Regions from separate parts of the Homo sapiens genome. Here region 1 is linked to region 2. The links are chromatin loops, found by intact Hi-C in ENCODE. Cell type or tissue: PC-9. All regions are shown on one strand. Each heading gives the region's core, and the rest is flanking DNA. Links, peaks and the distances in the headings are about the cores only. Region 1 overlaps CAND2 (cullin associated and neddylation dissociated 2 (putative)). Region 2 overlaps TMEM40 (transmembrane protein 40).

Region 1 (12,340 bases), core at 2,616-10,615, 56 kb after region 2:
GATTCAAATCTAAGTTTATTTGGGAGGCGCTCCCAGGAAACATGGTAGAGGAGTAGGGAAGTGAGGCAGGAAAGGGAAGAGGACCAATCAAGGGTATGGTACGAAGCAAGTGACCACAGTGGGCCTGATGAGCTTAACCCCATGGGGACCTCTGGGACACAGTATAGGACATGTCCCTTGGACTTTTCCCACTCAAAGGGTAAGGGAGCTGGGGTATTAATCCACCAGCTCCCTGGTAGTCATTGGTTAAGGGCTGCTTCTGGGGTAGGATGGAGGGTTGTCCACTGCCTGCCACCTCCAGCCAGAGAAAGCCCTCAGACAGATGTAAATGCTGGGAAGGTCAAGCTGACACACATCAAGGTGGTAAAGGCTTAAAGGCTGGGTGCGGTGGCTCATGCCTGTAATCCCAGCACTTTGAGAGGCCAAGGCAGGTGGATCACCTGAGGTCAGGAGTTTGAGACCAGCCTGACCAACATGGTGAAACCCTGTCTCTACTAAATAATAATTAAAAAAAAAAAGTTGCCGGGCATGGTGGTGCGTGCCTGTAATCACAGCTACTTGGGAGGCTGAGGCAGGAGAATCGCTTGAACCCAGGAGGCAGAGATTGCAGTGAGCCAAGATTGCGCCATTGCACTCCAGCCTGGGCAACAAGAGCAAAAATTCCATCTCAAAAACAAACAAACAAAAAAGGCTTAGGGCACATGGGACTGGGAGAGGTCCTAAAAGCCCCAGCCTTAGATCACTGTGAGGCTGTGATCCTGAGACGTTGGCCAGTTATCTCGAGTAGAAAAAGACAAGACAAGGGTATGTGCAGAGCACGTGGGGATGCTTGTGTGGTAGGGTCATTCTCACACCCACACCTGAGAACCACTAGTGTAGGGCAGAGGTTGTCAAGCTTGACTGCAGGTTAGCATCACCTGGGTAATTTTAAATAGAATGCCAGGGATCAAGGGACAACAGGGTGAGAGAATTGGGCACTGTCTCTCAAACCACTGTCTGTGAGCTGGGTCCAGGCATTCTTCTGGGGCATGTTAATGAATTTGCAATGTGATCCCAAGAGCAGAGAGAATTCAGTAAAGGGTTTTATGTAGGAAGGTGACATGGACAAGTTTATGAGCTGGGAATGTCTTTCTGGTCATGGAGTAGACTTAGGATGGGTTTCACACCAGCAGAACCAATACCTTTTTATAACAAATAGTTTGTAATACCGTTTCCTATTAGGAAATGAAATTCATACATTATAAAACCTACCTCTACACATAATGCCCTAACCATAACCATAAAGGCAAACTAGAAGGAATGTAGTTTATAGTAATGTGTGTTTCCATGTATGCGTGCTTGGGCACTGTGATGGTAGAAGTGATGAAGTCACGAGAAGCCTGCATCTACACGTGAACTCATCATGAGTACAGATACAGACAGGGGGTGTTGGGGACTCAGGTTTCAGAATTGGAGGCCATTGCTCTTAGTGGCAAGATTTTCTTTTTTTTTTCTTCTTTTTTTTTTTTTTGAAACAGAGTCTCACTTTGTCACTCAGGCTGGAGTACAGTGGTGCAATCTCAGCTCACTGTGACCTCCCCCTCCCAGGTTCAAGCGATTCCCATGTCTCAGCCTCCTCAGTAGCTGACATTACAGGCATGCACCACCACACCCGGCTAATTTTTGTATTTTTAGTAGAGTCGGGGTTTTACCATGTTGGCCAGGCTGGTCTTGAACTCCTGACCTCAAGTGATCTGCCTGCCTAGGCCTCCCAAAGTGCTGGGATTACAGGCATGAGCCACCACACCCAGCCAGGATTTTCTAAAGTGAGTGACCATCTCCCAATAAAGTTTCCCAGAAAACAAAGTAGAATTTTCCTTCAATTTACCTGAAAATTGCATTCTTAGAAAATCTAAAATGTGGTATATTAAAACAATGTAAAAAAGTATTTTGTGTCTATGTATAAAATGAAATTTTAGACTCAGATAATTATAGAAAGGCCTTTTGCCTATACAAATGCCCATTGGGATGTTAGAACCTCTTGCGGGGCATGGACAGTGCTTTGTTTTACATTATTGTCTTTCTGCCGTTCCTGCTTCTCAACCCCTTAAAGGCCAGAAGTACTAACTCAATAGTTTTGATGACCAAGGACCCCCATAAATTGCCAAGGTGGTATTACTCCTAGTGGGAACCAGTGCTATAGGAGGTAGGATGGAGGACTCCATGATTACGTAGATAGAGGAGCTGTGGAGAAGGAAGTTGAGAGAACCAAGGTTTGAAAACCATGGTGCACATGCCTGTAGTCCTAGCTATTCTGGAGGCTGAGGCAAGAGGATCACTTGAGGCCAGCAGTTCAAGACCAGCCTGGGCAACATAGCGAGACACTGAAAAAAGAAATTAGCCAAGCATGGTGGCTTGAATATGTAATCTCATCTGTGTAGGAGGATCGCTTGAGCCCAGGAGTTTGAGGCTGCAGTGGGCTATGATCACGCCACTGTATTCCAGCCTGGGCAACAGAGCGAGACCTCATCTCAATAAAAATCAAGAAAAAAGAAAACCATTGTGCATTGCAGTCACCTGAAGCTCTTGTTGAAACCCTGTATTCCCTGCCCAGGGATTCAGATTCAGGGGATGGAGCAGGAAGGGAGCTGGGGCAGAGGATGAGACTATAGCACCCTGGAATCTGCATTCTGATGCACACCAATGTCTGAGAACCACTCAGGTAGGGCAGAGGTTGTCAGCCTCGACTGCATGTTAGAATCACCTGGGGAATTTTAAAAGCCCTCCCCCAACCCCCTCCAGGCCACATCTGAAACCAATTAACTGAGACTCTCTGAGGGCAGTGCCCAGGTAGGCATTTTTTAGAGGCCCAGGTGATGGCAACTAAGGCCAAGAACGAGGGCGTCTAGTGCCGCTGTTTTTACACTTTCCTGTGCATTGGAATCACCTGGGGACCTTGTGGCGCTACAGATCCTGGCTCAGTAGATCTAGGGTAGGGTAAGGCCTGAGATTCCACATCCTGAACAAGCTCCCGAGTGGCATTGCCAATGCTAACTCACCACCAAACTTTGAGAAGCAAGCCTCTAAGGCAGAGGTTCTCCAAGTGTGCTCCCTGGACCACCTACAGTATCAGCCTCAACTGGGAGCTTGCTAGAAATGCACACTATCAGGCCACACCTAGATATAGCCCTCCTGACTCTGAAACTCTGGAGGTGGGGCCCAGCCATCTGTTTAAACAAGCCCGCCAGGGGATTCAGATGCACCCTCAAGTTTGAGAACCCTTGTTCTGGAGCACTATTTGGCCATTTCCTGAGACGTAAAACACAAGAAGAAATGTAGGTTTGGGAGGTCCCAGGAACGATGTTGGCATAGCCAGAGAGTATCTCTTTCTGGCCAAACAGGGGCTCCCCTGATGATCTGAGGCCTTTTCCTCAGCACGTGTGGCCGCAGGAGCATGAGGGGACATAAAGGGGCAGCCTGACTCAGGCTGAACCTTGTGCCCTTGGATTCACCTTCCCACTCCCTGCTCAGCCTGGGTCCTCTGGTGGTCAAAGTGAAGGAGTACCAGGTGGAGACCATTGTGGACACCCTGTGCACCAACATGCGGTCAGACAAGGAGCAGCTGCGAGACATTGCCGGCATTGGCCTCAAGACCGTCCTCTCGGAGCTCCCTCCTGCAGCCACAGGTACCCAGGTCCCCAGGACTAGGTACTGTTAGTATTTGTCCTAGTTTATGGTAAAAAAACAAACGAAAAAACAAAAAAAAAACACTGAGGCTCAGAGAGTTGAAGAGACATACCTGAGGTCACTCAGCTAGTAAGCAGGGCAGAGAATTCAGGCCCAGCTCAGTTTAAGTTCATGGTTCTGTGTCAGGAATGCTTTTAGCTCAAGTGATGAAATCTAACTAACGGCAGTTTAAAGAAATCAGGGGTGGTTTTTCCTCACATGGCAATCCTGGAGGAATCAGCCACTCCATTTTTGTAGCAGTTCATTTAGTGGCTCAATGTTGACAGGGTTCCAGTCTTGCCCCATGTCCCCTCCCTTTATAGGGAAAGCACACGTTTTCCCAGAAACCCCCAGAGGACTTCCACTTATATCTCACTGGCAAGAGCTGGATCACCCAGCCACTCCCAGCAGCAAGGGAGGCAGGAAAGGAAGTGTTTAACTTTCCCTGCCTCCCTAGTGGAATGGGGAAAGGAAGAAGGGCTTGGGTGTGTGTAAGTCACCCAGAAGCTCGGCCATCAGCTCTGCAGCTCCCCTAGCTGTCTCCTTGACTTTGGCCAGACTCTGGGTCAAACCTGGGACCTCTGGAGCCCTGGTAAGATTCCCGGGGATGTGGGCTCAGGAACACAGCCAGAGCAGAGGCAGACTAGTGGTGGAGGCTGCCTTTCCCCCAGGCCAGGGCCTCACTGTGCCCACCTTGTGCCCTGTGCAGGCTCCGGGCTGGCCACCAACGTGTGCCGGAAGATCACAGGCCAGCTCACCAGTGCCATTGCCCAGCAGGAGGATGTGGCTGTGCAGCTGGAAGCCCTGGACATCCTCTCTGACATGCTGAGCAGGTGTGGGAGGCCATCCTGGGTATTGAGGAAGAGTGGGTAAAAGGGGACAGGGAGGGACTCAAATCACAGAGCTAGCACCTACTGCACACCAGGCCCTGTGCTTGGGGCTCCTTAATCATCCCAGCAGCCTCGTAAAGGAGAACTCAATTGTCACAATTTTACAGGCTCTGAGAGATGATGCGGTCAGTAAAACCTCCCATGACTTGAACACCTGCTCTGGCCAGAAAAATGTCAGGTGCTGGCCTAGTGTTGGGAACATGGGGTTAGATCAGTCTTGGTTGTTCTAGGGAGGAGTTCACAGACATGTATAAAACTGTGAATGGAGTAAGCACAACAGTAAGGATAAGAGCAGGGCTGATAGGAGCTCAGAGGAGCCCCCAGTCCAGCTGGGAGTGAGGAGCCTTCTAAAAGAGAGTGCTGCTAGAGCTGAGCCTTCGAGGAGGGGCAGGACTTAGCTGAGTTTGGGCAGGTATAAAGAGGATGCTGGAGGGGAGACTGTCCCCAGTCCAGAAGGCAGAGACAGGGGAAGACTTGGGGTCCCAGAGTCTGCCAGGGGTCGTGGGGCAGGCTGTAATGTGGAGAGGTGGGTATGCAGAGCTGAGGTGCAGGGCTGGCCAGGAGCCATGGGGCAGGGGTGAGTATTTGTGTGTTCTACCCTGATCTTTCTCTCTGCAGTGGAGAGTAGGTGGGAGGGGATTGAACAGGCAGGGGACTGGTTAAGAGGCTGCTATAGGGAAAGCAATTCGGGTTGTATTCAGGAGGGGGACTCCACAGGACTTGGAGTGGGCAGGGGAGGCAGGGACTGGAGGCTGACCCCTAGGGTTCTGCCTTTAGTAACTGGCGGGGGCAGACAGAGGTGCTGTGATGGGGTGCACTCCGGGAGCCAGCAGCAGGTGTGTGGGGAGGAAGGTGATGGATTCAAGCTGGGGCATGTTGAACTTGAGGCTCCTGGGAGGCACTCACTCAACCACACACTCCATGAGGGCAGCTCCCAGGATCAGTCTGTCTTGTTCACCCTGGCTTCCAGCACAGTCCCTGTCACTTAGCAGGTGAACAGGCAAACAAATGAAACCTAGGAGAGGGGGTTGGGTAGGACATAGAAATAAGGGAGGGTAAGGTCAGCGTGTTTCTGTAAAGTGAGAAAGAAAAGGTCTCAAGATGTTTACAGGACAGAAAATGCACGGGCCTCGTTTGAAGGTGTGGATAGAAGCTGCTGAGGCAGGCAGGAGCTGTGCTGTGTGCGCAGAAACCATTGTCTGGTGTTGCCTCTTGTCTTGAGCCCAGAGCTCAGCATCTCCAAAGGCACTAGGGAGCCATGGAAGGAGTTAAGCAGAGGAGTGACCAGGTGAGAAGTAGACTTTATACTGCTCTGGTCTCAGCGAGGAGGATGGACAGAAGGGGATGGTATTGAGGCAAGGCCTAGACTTCCAAGAAATAGGGACAGCCTTACTAGATCCTCTATGCTTTCCCCTATCAGGTCTTTCTCCCTAGGCTGGGAGCCAGGCTTTGCACTGCTGAGAAGTCCCTTTCTCTCTCCGCTTTCTCTCATGTAACAAAAGTAATTAAAATAATTCCTCCTCACAGTTGCAGGGCACCTCTTTTGCAAGGGCCATTGAGTTGCCATAATCCTGGGAAGGAGGCCGGGAGAGAATGGGGAGAGGGGCGGAGCCTGGCCCAGGTTGCCCGCGGAGTGCGATCGGCCTGATGCCCCCTCGTGCTCCCCAGGCTGGGTGTCCCGCTGGGCGCCTTCCACGCCAGCCTCCTGCACTGTCTGCTGCCACAGCTGAGCAGCCCGCGCCTGGCGGTGCGCAAGCGGGCGGTCGGAGCGCTTGGCCACCTGGCGGCCGCCTGCAGCACCGACCTCTTCGTCGAGCTCGCTGACCACCTACTGGACCGGCTGCCCGGCCCGCGGGTGCCCACCAGCCCGACTGCCATCCGCACCCTGATCCAATGTTTGGGCAGCGTCGGCCGCCAGGCCGGCCACCGCCTCGGTAAGGGGGCAGGGGGCGGGGCCTGGGCTGGCATGGTGGGCGGAGCTTAGGGTGAGCCAATGACTCGGTAAAGGGGCGGAGCTTGGGCCGCAGTGCAGCCAGGGCCTAAGGGTGGGCCGTCTGCCTTGGTAGGGAGGATGGGGCGGGGCCTGGGCTGATGTGGTGGGTGGGGCCTGGGGCGGGCGGCTGAAGCCCCTGAAACGCAGAGGTTGGGGCCGGATAGGGCTTGAGAGGCGCAGGGCGGGCCCTGAGCTCGACAAACCCCCAGGCCTGAGCCCCTGCTGAGTGCAGACGGTTCAGAGAAGGGGGTTGGTTCAATCACTTATGAGACGTGGAGGCTGGCTGGTAATTACAATTTTAAGTCATGCCACTAAACTGTTAGACTATGTTCTCTTCTCCCAGTTTGACAAAGATATCTTAGTAACAGCCCATGAGCCAAGTTTGAATTTTTAAGAAACAATTTAATGTGCATACAATAAACCGCACTATTTAAAGTGTGCAATTCAGTGTGTTTTGACCTTTGTGTATATCCGTGAAACCTTTCCATCACCCCCAAAAGCTTCCTTGTGTCCGTTTGCAGTCCAGCTCTCTGCCTTGTCCAGGAAGCCACTGATCTGCTTTCTGTCACTATAGATTAGTTTTTTAGAAATGGAAAGCTGCAATCAGGTTTGAATGTATCCTCAGACACCTTGGAGTTCTGACTATACCAAGACAGTTTGGATAGAACTGGCATATGGTCAGCCCCTCCCAACCCCTGGCTCTCTCACTGCAAGGGGCCTTGCAGGCACACGGCGGGGGGTGGGGGGGGGAACCCCAGCTGACATGGCCACACCCTGTCCCATTTCTCCCAAACAGCAGCCAGCCCTCAGCCATCCTTGGTTGCATGGACCTAGGAAAGAGGCCTGCGCAGGCTCGGACAAGGGGTCAGGATCCATTGGGCAGGAAACTCGGGTCCCCAGATACCCAGACAGAATGGAGTCTAGGAGTGTTGGGGGTCTCTAGGTCAGCATGTCTCTTCTTATGCTGTAGGGAAGGGTATGGCTGGAGAAGGGCTTGAGTGGAGTGCTCTAAAGCCTGGAGACCAGGCAGGAACCCCTCTTGCCTGGTCTATTAGGGCAGTACCTGCCTCCCTTTCTCCTATCCAAGGACTTAAACCTAGTGAAGGAAATTAGGCCAGGACATGAATAATGGTTTTGATAACAGATGCTATTTATCGAGTGCCTGCTCGTGTAGAACCTGGACTAAGCTTTTTTATTTATTTTTTTGAGACGGAGTCTCGCTCTGTTGCCCAGGCTGGAGTGCAATGGTGCAGTCTCGGCTCACCGCAACCTCCGCCTCCCGGATTCAAGTGATTCTCCTGTCTCAGCCTCCTGAGTAGCTGGCACTACAGGCGCACGCTACCATACCCAGCTAATTTTTGTATTTTTAGTAGAGACGGGGTTTAACTATGTTGGTTGGCCAGGTTGGTCTTGAACCCCTGACCTTGTGATCCCATGATCTGCCCGCCTCGGCCTCCCAAAGTGCTGGGATTACAGGGGTGAGCCACTGCACCCAACCTTGGACTAAGCTTTTTTAACTTCTTTTTTTTTTTTCTTTTTGAGACTGAGTCTCGTGTCTTGCTCTGTTTCCCAGGCTGGAGTGTAGTGGCACGATCTCTGCTCACTGTAACCTCCACCTCCCAGGTTCAAGCAATTCTGCCTCAGCCTCCCAAGTAGCTGGGATTACAGGGGCGCACTGCCACGTGCAGCTAATTTTTGTATTTTTAGTAGAGATGGAGTTTCACCATGTTGGCCAAGCTGGTCTCGAACTCCTGACCTCAGATGATCCATCTGCCTTGGCCTCCCAAAGTGCTGGGATTACAGGTGTGAGCCACCATGCCCGGCCTAAGCTGTTTATCTTTTTTTTTTTTTTTTTTTGGAGATAGAATCTCGCTCTGTCCCCCAGGCTGGAGTACGGTGACGCTATCTTGTCTCACTGCAACCTCCACCTCCCAGGTTCAAGCAATTCTCCTGCCTCAGCCTCCTGAATAGCTGGGACTACAGGTGTGTGCCACCGTGCCCGGCTAATTTTTTTTTTTTTTTTTTTTTTTTTGAGACGGAGTCTCGCTCTGTCGCCCAGGCCAGACTGCGGACTGCAGTGGCGCAATCTCGGCTCACTGCAAGCTCCGCTTCCCGGGTTCACGCCATTCTCCTGCCTCAGCCTCCTGAGTAGCTGGGACTACAGGCGCCCGCCACCGCGCCCGGCTAATTTTTTGTATTTTTAGTAGAGACGGGGTTTCACCTTGTTAGCCAGGATAGTCTCGATCTCCTGACCTCATGATCCACCCGCCTCGGCCTCCCATAGTGCTGGGATTACAGGCGCGCCTGGCCTAAGCTATTTATCATTATATAATTTATCTTCACAAAATCTCTGCCCAGGAGGCACTGTTATCCTTGTTGTGAAGATTAGCTGACTAAGGTCAAAGAAATGTTGTGACCTGCCCAAGGTCCCATAGCAGTTGGGTGGCAGAGTCAGGGCTAGAACCCACATTTGCTTGACTATGAAACCTCTGAGTTGAATCTACAGTGGTCAGGGCTGCAGGTGCATAGACAGTCTGAGTGCTGTGGGCTGGGGGAACTCCGGGAGAGTGTCTGGCTTGGGTTCAGTGATCCACCTGGCCCTGCAGGGGCTCACCTGGACCGCCTGGTGCCCCTGGTGGAGGATTTCTGCAACCTGGATGATGATGAGCTCCGGGAGTCCTGCCTCCAGGCTTTTGAGGCCTTCTTGAGGAAGTATGTATGGTGGGGTTGCCTGGGGATCCCTTTGGGAAGTTGGTGGGGATGCTGGCCCAAAGCAGTAAAATTTCAGGACTCCCATTGGGCCCTGTCCCCCACTCCTGTCCTGGCTGGATCCAGCAAAGCATTCCTCATCCTGCCCCACAGGTGCCCCAAGGAAATGGGTCCTCACGTGCCCAACGTGACCAGCCTCTGCCTCCAATACATAAAACACGACCCCAACTACAACTACGACAGTGATGAGGATGAGGAGCAGATGGAGACAGAGGATAGTGAATTCAGTGAGCAAGGTTGGTGGACAGCCCATCATTGGGGTTGGAGGGTGGAGGTGAACACAGCCTTCCTGGGATCCCCCAACCAAAGACAGCGGTCACATTTGGTGCCCCTGTCCTGATGCCAGCTCTTTCTCAAGCTCCAGTCCCACCCGCTGTGACTGCACAGACCACAGTAATGATAGTAGTCATTGCTGTCATTTATTGAGCATCTACTAGTTGTGTTCCTCACAATAACCCTAAAAAAACAGAAATTATTACCCACGTGTTTCAGACAAGGACACATACTGAGAAGAGAGTGGCCTGAGATAACACAACTAGGAATTGGCATAGCTGGGCCTTAGAGCCAGGTCTGTCAGGCTCCCCCACCTCTGCACTGCCACCGTGTACCCTTTTATGAATGGCTTTCAGGAGATAATGTCTTTAACCCAGCAGAGGAAAGCTCTGATGGTGGAATGGCAGGCACTGGCAGGGGAGCAAGATGTCTCAATGGGGGTGGACTTGATAGCTTCTTTCCTCCTATGCCTGTGGTCCTGTCTGTCATTCAGACAGATTTCCAGGGCAGAGATGCCCCTAGGCCTGAAGGCAGGGCATCGATGGAGACGATGGATTTAGAGCCTGATGGGGTACTTGGAACAAGATGGGATGGTAAATGAGATTGGACAGGCATGCGGGGGCCTTGAATGCCAAGCCAGGGAGGTGGGACACTTGTCAGTAATAGAGAGCTAAGGATGTGTGTTCGTGGGTGGCCTACTGTGGGGGTGACAGTGATCCATTAGAGGGGATGGCTGCTGAGCTGCCCGGTGGCCGTGGCCCACTGTGGCTGTCCAGACACCACCCTGTGGGTCCAAGTGGTCCACAGAGTGGTATGGGCAAGGCCATGCTGGGCTCTGAGCCTGTGCCTTGGGGTGCTCCCAGGCAAGACTGTCCCCCTCTGAGCCTCCTGTGTGCCTCCACAGGTGATAGGGCTGGGCCTCGTGGACCTGAATCTCAGCTCTGCTGTTCCTCGCTGTGTGCCCTGAGAGTCTCACCCGCTCTGAGTCTTAGTCTTATCGTCTGTAAAATGGAGCTTGGCAGTACCTTCACTTTTGAGGTGATGGTAAAGACTGCACGAGCCCTTGACTTTCAGGGAGATTGTCAGGTAGAAAGCCACACAAACCCAGCATTTCCTCTTTATTAATCCTGCCTGGAAGCCTTTGGAATCAGGACCCTTGAGAGGCAGAGATCGGGGGAGAGAAGAGGCCAAAGGGAGGCTCTGTCCCTTCTCCCTTCTGGAGTCCCAGTAAACGAAACATCACATAGCCAAACCTGATGCCAAAAGATGAGTTTTGTGCCCCAAATTGATTCTCCAAGTCTACATGAAGACTTGGAAGTCTGTTTTTTCCCTGGTACAGTCCAGACAATTAAGGGTCTGGAGGCAGAGGGGAGGACCCTAGTTTAACTCCAAGTATTTCCTTAACTTGGGGCAAGCCACTTCCTCTATCTAAACCCCAGTTTTCTCATCTCTATAATGGGGAAATAATCCCTGTCTCAAAAGGTCGTCATGAAGCTAAAATAAGATTATGGGTTTGACATGCTTAGCCCCATCCGTAGCACTCAGTAGATGCCCATTAAAAGGTAGGGAATGTTCCCCATAGGGTATCTATAAATGCTGATCATCAAAAAGTGAAGCACAGTGCCCAGCTCTCTCTCCTCCCTGTCCCTTCTCCCCCGAGCCACAGACCTGTCCTGGGAGATGAGGGTTCCACGTGTGTCTTGTTCCTGCCCCAGAGAGTGAAGACGAGTACAGCGATGACGATGACATGAGCTGGAAGGTGCGCCGGGCAGCTGCCAAGTGCATCGCAGCCTTGATCAGCTCGCGGCCTGACCTGCTGCCCGATTTCCACTGCACCCTGGCACCTGTGCTCATCCGCCGCTTCAAAGAACGCGAGGAGAACGTCAAGGCTGACGTCTTCACTGCTTACATCGTGCTGCTGCGGCAAACACAGCCCCCGAAGGGATGGCTGGAGGCCATGGAGGAACCCACCCAGACCGGCAGCAACCTCCATATGCTACGTGGACAGGTGGGCGTGCCTTCACCTCCACCCCTACCCCCGATTTGCCTACCCAGCCACTCACTGTTAGTGTCCCTGGACTTGGAAACTCAGCTGGGAGAACATCCAGCCATGGAAGGGAAGGGAAGGGGTCCCTGGGGTGGGGGGCGGGAGCCAGCCAGGCTTCTGGAGTGTAGTAGTGACAGCCAGCCTGCCTGAGTGAGCTTGAGCAAGTTGCTTGGTCTCTCTGTACCTGTAAAATGGACGCAGAAAATTTGCCTACTCTCCAAGGGTCTGTGTGCGGTCACCAAAAGCCTGGCACAGAGTGAGGGACGAGTGCTTGGGAGATATCTTGATGCCGACATCCTCCCTGGGGATGTGTCTGGCAAAGCCTCCTGGTAGTGGGCAGGTGGGTAGGTTTCTTGGGTGTTCCCTGACCTTGACTTCCCCCTCCTGCCCACAGGTGCCCCTTGTGGTCAAGGCCCTGCAGCGGCAGCTTAAAGATCGGAGCGTCAGAGCCCGCCAGGGATGCTTCAGCCTCCTCACCGAGCTGGCGGGTGTCCTCCCAGGCAGCCTGGCCGAGCATATGCCTGTGCTGGTATCAGGTAGGCTGGACTGCAACCAGGTATCTGCTGTTCTGGGCCACTTCCAGAACCCAGACCCCACCCCTGAGTTGAGCCCCCAGTTCCTGAGACAGTCTGAGACCCAATCCCAGGCTCAGTCCCTGGTCAA
Region 2 (8,000 bases), core at 1-8,000:
TAATTAACAAAAAAAATGGTAGTTCTGTTGGCAAGCAAGAAGGCCGGGGTAGTGGAGGGAGGAGGGTTAAGGGAGTGGGAATTGGGGTGGTGGGTATTGGTTAGGCAACTAGCAGGGGGCTTCATGAAGGAAATCAGTTTTTATCTGTGCCTGAAAAGTCAGGCACAATCCTTTTTCTTTTTCTTTTTTTTTTTTTGTGGAAACAGGGTGTCTCTATGTTGCCCAGGCTGGTCTTGAACTCCTGGGCTCAAGCAATTCTCCTACCTTGGCCTCCCAAAGTGCTGGGATTCAAGTGTGAGCCACCATGTCCAGCCTAGGTACAATTTTGACAGGAATGCAGATTTGAAGTTGGTGAACCAACTCCAATCCCACAAACATGGCCAACATCCAGGAATGACTAAGCAAAAAGGCAAGGGAATCCTGGGCCCCGGCCGGCCTCACACACAGAGCCACCTGCCACCTCTTGACAGCTACGTGCACAGGAAAGAAGTTTCTTTTAATGGAGCCCATGTGCTATGAGTCTCTGTTATAGCAGCTGAGCCAGGAAGTGCAGGCTTCCTTCTGATTCCTTGCCCTATTTCTTCTTCTCTCAGCTCTGAGGCTGAGACCTTAAATCTGAGAGGAGGTAGATTTACTAGTCTCTGATTCATTTATTTTTTACTTCTTTATTTGAGACAGAGGTCTTGCTATATCACCCAGTCTAGTCTTGAACTCCTGGGTTAAGGCAATCCTCCCACCGCAGCCTCCTGAGTAGCTGGGACTACAGGCACGTGCCACTGTGGCCAGCCTCTGACTCATTTAAACCATGTTTCTCAGCCTCAACACGACTGACATTTGGGACAGGGTAACACATTGTGAGATGTTTAGCAGCCTCCTCCCAGATGCCAGTAGCACTTTCCTGTTCAGCTATAACAATAAAAATGTCTCCAGACATTGCCAAATGACCCCTGTTGTGGGGCAAACATCACCCCCCATTTGAGAATGGTCTAGAGAATCTACCACAAGACCTTGGCAGGAAGCCTCCTCCCCTGTGTCTTAGAGCCAGATTGCCTGGGTTGGAATCCTGCCTCTGCCTCTTCTAGCGATGGAAGCATGGGCTAGTTACTTAATCCTTCACTGTGCCCTGGGTTTCTCATCTGTAAAACGGAGACAGTAATAGTGCTTACCTTATAGTATGTGAAAATGGCAGGACAGTCCTTAGCAGGGCCATTGTGAATGCGTGTTTCCTTCTCTACAGGCCTCCTCTTACCCTTGGACATTCAGTGTCCAGTCCCATCCCTGCTCATCCCCCATCTCGTAGGCCCCAGACTCCATTACCCGTTTTTTTTTTCTGTTTTTTGAGATGGAGTCTCGCTTCTGTCGCCCAGGCTGGAGTGCAGTGGCATGATCTCAGCTCACTGCAACCTCTGCCTCCCGGATTCAAGTGATTCTTCTGCCTCAGCCTCCGGAGTAGCTGGGATTACAGGCGCCACACCATGCTTGGCTAATTTTTGTATTTTTAGTAGAGACGTGGTTTCACCATATTGGCCAGGCTGGTCTCGAACTCCTGACCTTGTGATCCGCCCGCCTTGACCTCCCAAAGTGCTGGGATTACAGGCGTGAGCCACTGCGCCTGGCCTACCCTTTTCTAGAATAAAACTTCCCATTTCTCAGAGCAGAATTCAGCTAGGCATTAGGAAGTCACTAGCCATTAAAATGCATCGATATCGAGATGGAATGACTGACAGCAGAAGCCTCCAGGGCATATTTCTATTTTGAACAGGGTTCTCTGCACGCAACAGGTGACTAGTACATATTCATTGGCTGAGATCATCTCTAATGAAGGCATTTCAGCTAGAGTGGAGGAAGAGTTGTAGAGCCACGTGGGGGAAAGAGAGCTGCTGGCTGATGTCAGATAGACCGAAGTTTACAAAGTGATGAGCTCTTTTTCCAGTCTCATCTCCATCCTGCTCTGTGTCCTGGTCACACACAGCACTTTTGGCTTAGTCCATTCTTTCCTAATGTCAAAATTGCATCTGACCTTCCAAGCACAGGTCAAAACCCACTTCCCTCATGAAGTACTCTTTCAATTGCCTAAACAATACCCATCAACTCTATTCCCCACTCCCCTAAACTTACTCCCTCCACTATCCCTAGCTTTTGTTTTTTTGACAAGGTCTCTCTCTATCACCCAGGCTAAAGTGCAGTGGTGCAATCACAGCTCACTGCAGCCTTGAACTCCTGGACTCAAGTGATCCTCCTGCCTCAACCTTCTGAGTAGGTAGGACTACAAGCATGTACCACCATCCAGGGTTTGTCTCCTTCACTAGATCACGAATGCAGCCTAAGTAGGGACTAAGGCTGATTCATTTCTGTGTCACCCATACCCTGTACAGAGCCGGGAACAAAGGAAAAATGATGATAACAAGCAGCTATAAGTGCCTACTATCTGCCAGGCAAGGTTCTAACAGTTAACTTGTGTTAACTAATCTATTCCTATGAAGGCTCACTAGGGCCGTGCCCATTTTATAGGTCAGAATATTGGGGCACAGAGAGGATAAGAAACTTGCCCAGGACCGGCCGGGCGCGGTGGTTCATGCCTGTAATCCCAGGACTTTGGGAGGCTGAGGCGGGCGGATCACAAGGTCAGGAGATCGAGACCATCCTGGCCAACATGGTGAAACACAGTCTCTACTAAAAATACAAAAATTAGCTGGGCATGGTGGTTGCAGGCCTGTAATCCCAGCTACTCAGGAGGCTGAGGCAGGAGAATCACTTGAACCCCGGAGGCAGAGGCAACCTGCCTCTGAATTGAGATCGCGCGACTGCACTCCAGCCTGGGCGACAGGGCAAGACTCTGTCTCAAAAAAAAAAAGAAAGAAAGAAAGAAAGAAACTTGTCCAGGACCACACAGTAAGTGGTTAAGCAAGGGTAGTTGGTTGCTAAGCCCATGCTGGGAGACTAAAGGAGTGATGCTGGCTCCTCTTCTCAGGACCCTGACACTGGCACCAGGAAAGAGGACACACTAACAGTCATCAGAGTGCTATGCAAATATGCTGACTTGGCTTATATTTAGCTACTGATGGAGCCTTGAGTAATTGTTCCCATAGCCAAGGGAACTTCCCTGGGCAGGTCTTTAGCACACTGAAGGGGAGGAATGGAACCATCACCGGGGGAAGACCCGATGTGGCTCTGTTTCTCCTTTCAATGTCCTTGTCTATTCCTCCTCCACACATTTTTCTTTTTTGCCTTTTTTCTTTCTTTCTTTCTTTCTTTTTTTTTTTTTTTTTTTTTTTTTGAGACAGGGTCTCACTCTATCACCCAGGCTGGAGTGCAGTGGCACGATCACGGCTCTGCAGCTTCAACCTCCTGGGTTCCAGTGATCTTCCCACCTCAACCTCCCGAGTAGCTGGGACTATAGGCATTTGCCACCACACCTAGCTAATTTTTTAGTTTTTATATTTTTGTAGAGATAGGGTCTCACTATGTTGCCCAGGCTGCTCTTGAACTCCTGGGTTCAAGTGATCCTCCCGCCTTGGTCTCCCGAAGTGCTGACGTTACAGGCATGAGCCACCACACCCGGCCTCCACACAGGTCTTATTTAACATAGGGAGAGACTGAGGCTCAGGTAGAGGAAGAGACTTGTTCAAGGTCTCCCAGCTTATAGATGGACTCAAATCTGACCCCTACCCCAACAGAGAAGCTTCATGCCCCAGCTGCCCCCTGGTTAGAGGACTCTAGCACCAACTCAGGTGGCCCCCACATCCAAGGCTGATCCTACAAGGAAATGGAATGCCTGACTTTCTGGCACTTTTCTCCAAAAAGCCCAGCCCTGCTGAGTCATGGGTGGTGCCAGGGCCTCTGTACCCACGGGTCCTGCTAAACTGGATTTCCCCTTCAGGTGAGCCCAGATTTCCTGAGCTTCTGCTGTCACAGGGCCTGGGCCCAGGGCAGGAGGGCTGACAGAGCACACTGAGCCATCACAGCCTCACAGCACTCTCCTCTCCCAGCTCTCTTGACTCTCACACAACCAGGAGGGAGGCAGACTGGAGATTACTGTCGTATTTTACAGAAGAGGAAACTGAGGCCCTGAAATGGAGAGGAATTTGCGCAGGTCATGGAGCCACACGGGGCAAGGCTGGCTCTTTCATCACATCAGGTCAGGAGATCGAGACCATCCTGGCTAACACGGTGAAACCCCGTCTCTACTAAAAATACAAAAAATTAGCCGGGCATGGTGGCGGGCACCTGTAGTCCCAGCTACTCGGGAGGCTGAGGAAGGAGAATGGCGTGAACCCGGGAGGTGGAGCTGGCAGTGAGCCGAGACCGCACCACTGCACTCCAGCCTGGGCGACAGAGCACGATTCCGTCTCAAAACAACAACAACAACAACAACAAAACAAAATAATGGCTGTACAGAAAGAGGATGGTTGGACTCTGGGTGGAGGCTGTTTATACAGAAAGATCTAAGATTTTAAAAAGATAATCTGGAAGGAAAGAAAATAGTGCAAGCATCTAGGTTGTTGTCTAGCATGTCTAGCACATAGTAGGTGCACAACCAATGTTTGTTAAAGTGGCAATATAAGCCAACAAGGTGATATAGCTACAGAGCAAAGCTAGCATATCCTTAGGTGACATTAACAGAAGCACAGAGTCTACGGTGAAGAAGGTGGCCCACATTCCACCATCCCCAATCCTCCATCCTGGGTTTACTCCTGGGTCCTGCATAGAATAAGTTCTGGACAGACAAAGAGAATCCAGAGGATGTAGCAGGTACAGAGACTACACCCAAGAGAAGTGGCTTGGGGAGCAGGGCACTTGACCTAGGGATGAGCTCCACATGGATGGGCCTAGTCACTGACCCCAAGTCTCTGCAGAACTACTCCAGGACTCCAGGACATGGGGAGCAGGTAGGGCTGTGAGCTCAGAAGGAAAGGTCAGTACCTTGAGGAAGTCACCAGAGAAGTTGCCAACTTCAATATATAAAAGAATTTTCTTCTTTTCTTTTCTTTCCTTCTTTCTTTCTTTCTCTTTTTTCTTTCCTTTTCTTTTTCTCTTTCTTTCTCTTCCTTCCTCTCTCTCCTTCCCCCTCCCTCCCTCCTTTCTTTCTTCCTTTCCTTCCTTCTTTCCTTCTTTCTTTCCTCTCTCTTCCCTCCCTCCCTCCTTTTTTCTTTTTTCTTTTCTATTCTTTTCTTTTCTTTCCTTCTCTTTCTTTCTTTCTCTTTCTTTCTTTCTCTCTCTCTCCTTCCTTCCTTCCTTCCTTTCTTTCTTTCTTTCTCTCTCTCTCTCTCTCTCTCTTTCTTTCTTTCTTTCTTTCTTTCTTTCTTTCTTTCTTTCTTTCTTTCTTCTTTTCTAGAGACAGGGTCTCACTTTGTCACCCAGGCTCAAGTGCATTGGAGCAATCATGGCTCACTGCAGCCTTGAACTGTTGACCTTGAGCAATTCTCCTGCCTCAGCCTCCCAAAGTGTTGGGACTGGCCTTCCAAAGTGTGCTGAGCCACTGCACCTGGCCTCAATATATAAAATAATATTCTAAAAATGACAACAGCTTTGGGGTTGTCCTGAGCACGTTGCCATGTGAGGTGGCAAGTTGAGGAGTGGCAAGGGTTGGCTTAGATGTTCTTAGCTCAGAACCTATTAGTGTCTCAAGCAATTCTCTCCAAAGTACAGGAGGAAAATATTAATTTATCGATTTCTATGTAGTTTTTAACTAAAAATAGTTAATAGTATATAGTTTAGCCCTGATGTGCACCCTTGGCTCATATGTCAGACACCACATGTCATGTCTATTAAGTGGGGCTCCCAGAGGCCAGTGGGGAGCCCCACAAGGCAGACAGGTTGATTGTGGCCACGTCTTCCTTTTCTCTACATCCAGACTATTGCCATATATTGTGGCGTGCAGGAGCCCAGTTGGGTTAATTTGAGGCTCAAATGAAACAGCTTTCACTGAATCAGCCCCCTTCTTGTTGACAAGTGACTTCAAAGAGTCTCTGCAAAGAAACCGCGGATGGAGATAACCCTAATCATGAAAGTACAAACAAGCAACAGGAAAAGTGTGGGACAGACTTGTCCTTACTCTTAGTTTAGCTGCATTACCACATTGGAAAGAGCAATGGAAAGGAGTCCGACACATGAAACAACTGTTTCCTGTGTATTTGAGTTCCTGAAATAATGAGAAATAAACACAAACTCAAAATACACAATAATAACGAGAAACAAATACAAACTCAAACTCAAATACAATCGTATTTGAGTTCCTGAAATAATAATGAGAAACAATTTGAAAGGTGGATTTCCACCCACTACCATTGGTGATTGAAATTCATTCTGGGCGTACACTGGCCCTGAGACATCAGCTAACGGCCACCATACTTGTATATACATGTACATATCTATGCATATGTATATGCTGGGGGTGCCAACGGCATGCTTCTTGAGAAGATTGTGCAATCAAAAAGTTAGATGAGTGCTGCTCTAGATCCTCAGACCAAGCTAGATACTAGGGGATGCTAGTCCTGGTTTGGGGTTTTTGGGTCTAATCAGATAATTTGTTCCAGATTTAGGGACAAGGAAAACTAGAGGGGGAGTTTGCCTTCCATAAAACTTTTTTGAGGCTCCACTGACACATTTGAAGATTAATAGGAAGAAACCTAAAACTCATAAAATTCTTTCCCTGGCTCGCATCGTCCTAACTTGGTGTAGTGTTGAGTCAAACACCAAAGCACCAAGGTGGGTGCCCAGCTAGACAGAGCCAGGCGGGTCCCTTCTCCCACAGCCTGGAATCTCAGTCTCTGTTTCTTTCTTTCCCATCTTTCTCTCTCTCTGTTTCTACCCACCTCCCTCTCTCTCTCTCTATCTCTTTCTCTCTCTCTCACACACACACACTCTGTCTCTCACAACACACACCACACATATACACACTCTCTCTCTCACACACACACATACACACACACAACTGACAATAAGAAACAAAAAGGTAGCATCCAGCACAAGAGCTTGTCAGTTCTCTTGAACATCAGACAGACCTAGATCTTCAGTTCCCGCCTCTACCCCTCACTGACTCTGAGACCTGGAGCGTGTCACATCCATTCTCAGAGCTTCAGAATCCTTAGTTGGAAAAATGGGCATGCCTACAACTCAACATACAGTGACAAATAATCCAGTTTAAAAACGGACAGAGGATTCGAATAGACATTTCTCGAAAGAAGACACAGAAATAGTCAATAGCACATAGAAAGATGCTTCACATCACTGGGTGCGGTGGCTCATGTCTGTAATCCCAGCACTTTGGGAGGCTGAGGCGGGCGGATCACCTGAGGTCGGGAGTTCGAGACCAGGCTGGCCAACATGGAGAAACCCCATCTCTTCTAAAAATACAAAATTAGCTGGGCATGGTGGCAGGTGCCTGTAATCCCAGCTACTCGGGAGGCTGAGGCAGGAGAATCACTTGAACCCAGGAGGCAGAGGTTGTGGTGAGCTGAGATCGCACCATTGCACTCCAGCCTGGGCAACAAGACTGAAACTCCGTCTCAAAAAAAAAAAAAAAAAAGATGCTCCACATCATTAGTCATTAGGGAAGTGCAAATCAAAACCACCATGGGATACCCCTTCACACCCACTAGGGTGGCTTACCATAAGACATACAGACACTAACAAGTATTGGTGAGGGTACGAAGAAACTGGAGCCCTCATACATTGCTGGTCAGATTGTAAAATGGTGGTCACTTTGGAAAACAGTTTGTCAGCTCCTCAAAAGGTTAAAAAAGATTTACTACATGACCCAGCAATTCCAATCCCTAGTATATTCGCAAGAGAATTGACAACCTATATCCGAACAAAGACTTGTAATGAATGTTTATAGCAGCATTACACATAACAGCCAAAAATGGAAAAGCTGGAATTACAGGTGCGCATCACCATGCCTGGCTAATTTTTGTATTTTTAGTAGAGACGGGGTTTTACCATGTTGGCCAGGCTGGTCTCGAACTCCTGACCTCAAAGTGATCCACCCGCCTCAGCCT

What was found. Hi-C counts contacts between places; a loop is a spot of excess contacts. Peaks named below come from ENCODE experiments on the same cell type or tissue, not always from the same donor. Only the 100,000 strongest peaks of a DNase experiment are listed, where the experiment ranks them.
Region 1: a loop joins it to region 2, with 2.7 times the contacts of the local background. A loop is called at or near these places in 3 of 110 quality-filtered maps.

Annotation. Positions count from the first base shown.
Region 1 is chr3:12,803,796-12,816,135 of GRCh38, forward strand. CAND2 (cullin associated and neddylation dissociated 2 (putative)) reads left to right here. Exons shown (of 15, transcript NM_001162499.2): 3 at 3,511-3,665; 4 at 4,415-4,538; 5 at 6,264-6,529; 6 at 9,195-9,300; 7 at 9,451-9,593; 8 at 11,346-11,638; 9 at 12,072-12,213. Among named protein-coding and RNA genes, the nearest start is that of CAND2, 13 kb to the left of the region's middle. RefSeq lists an enhancer at 1-277 and silencers at 6,292-6,741, 10,087-10,267. In PC-9, for the core only: a CTCF peak has its summit at 6,430; a DNase peak (open chromatin) is centred at 6,586; H3K4me3 peaks cover 1,248 bases.
Region 2 is chr3:12,749,960-12,757,959 of GRCh38, forward strand. The region is part of intron 1 of TMEM40 (transmembrane protein 40); the gene reads right to left. Among named protein-coding and RNA genes, the nearest start is that of TMEM40, 5.3 kb to the right of the region's middle. In PC-9, for the core only: no CTCF peak of the experiment used is centred there; DNase peaks (open chromatin) are centred at 382, 1,742, 3,032 and 3,852; H3K4me3 peaks cover 615 bases; H3K27ac peaks cover 5,902 bases.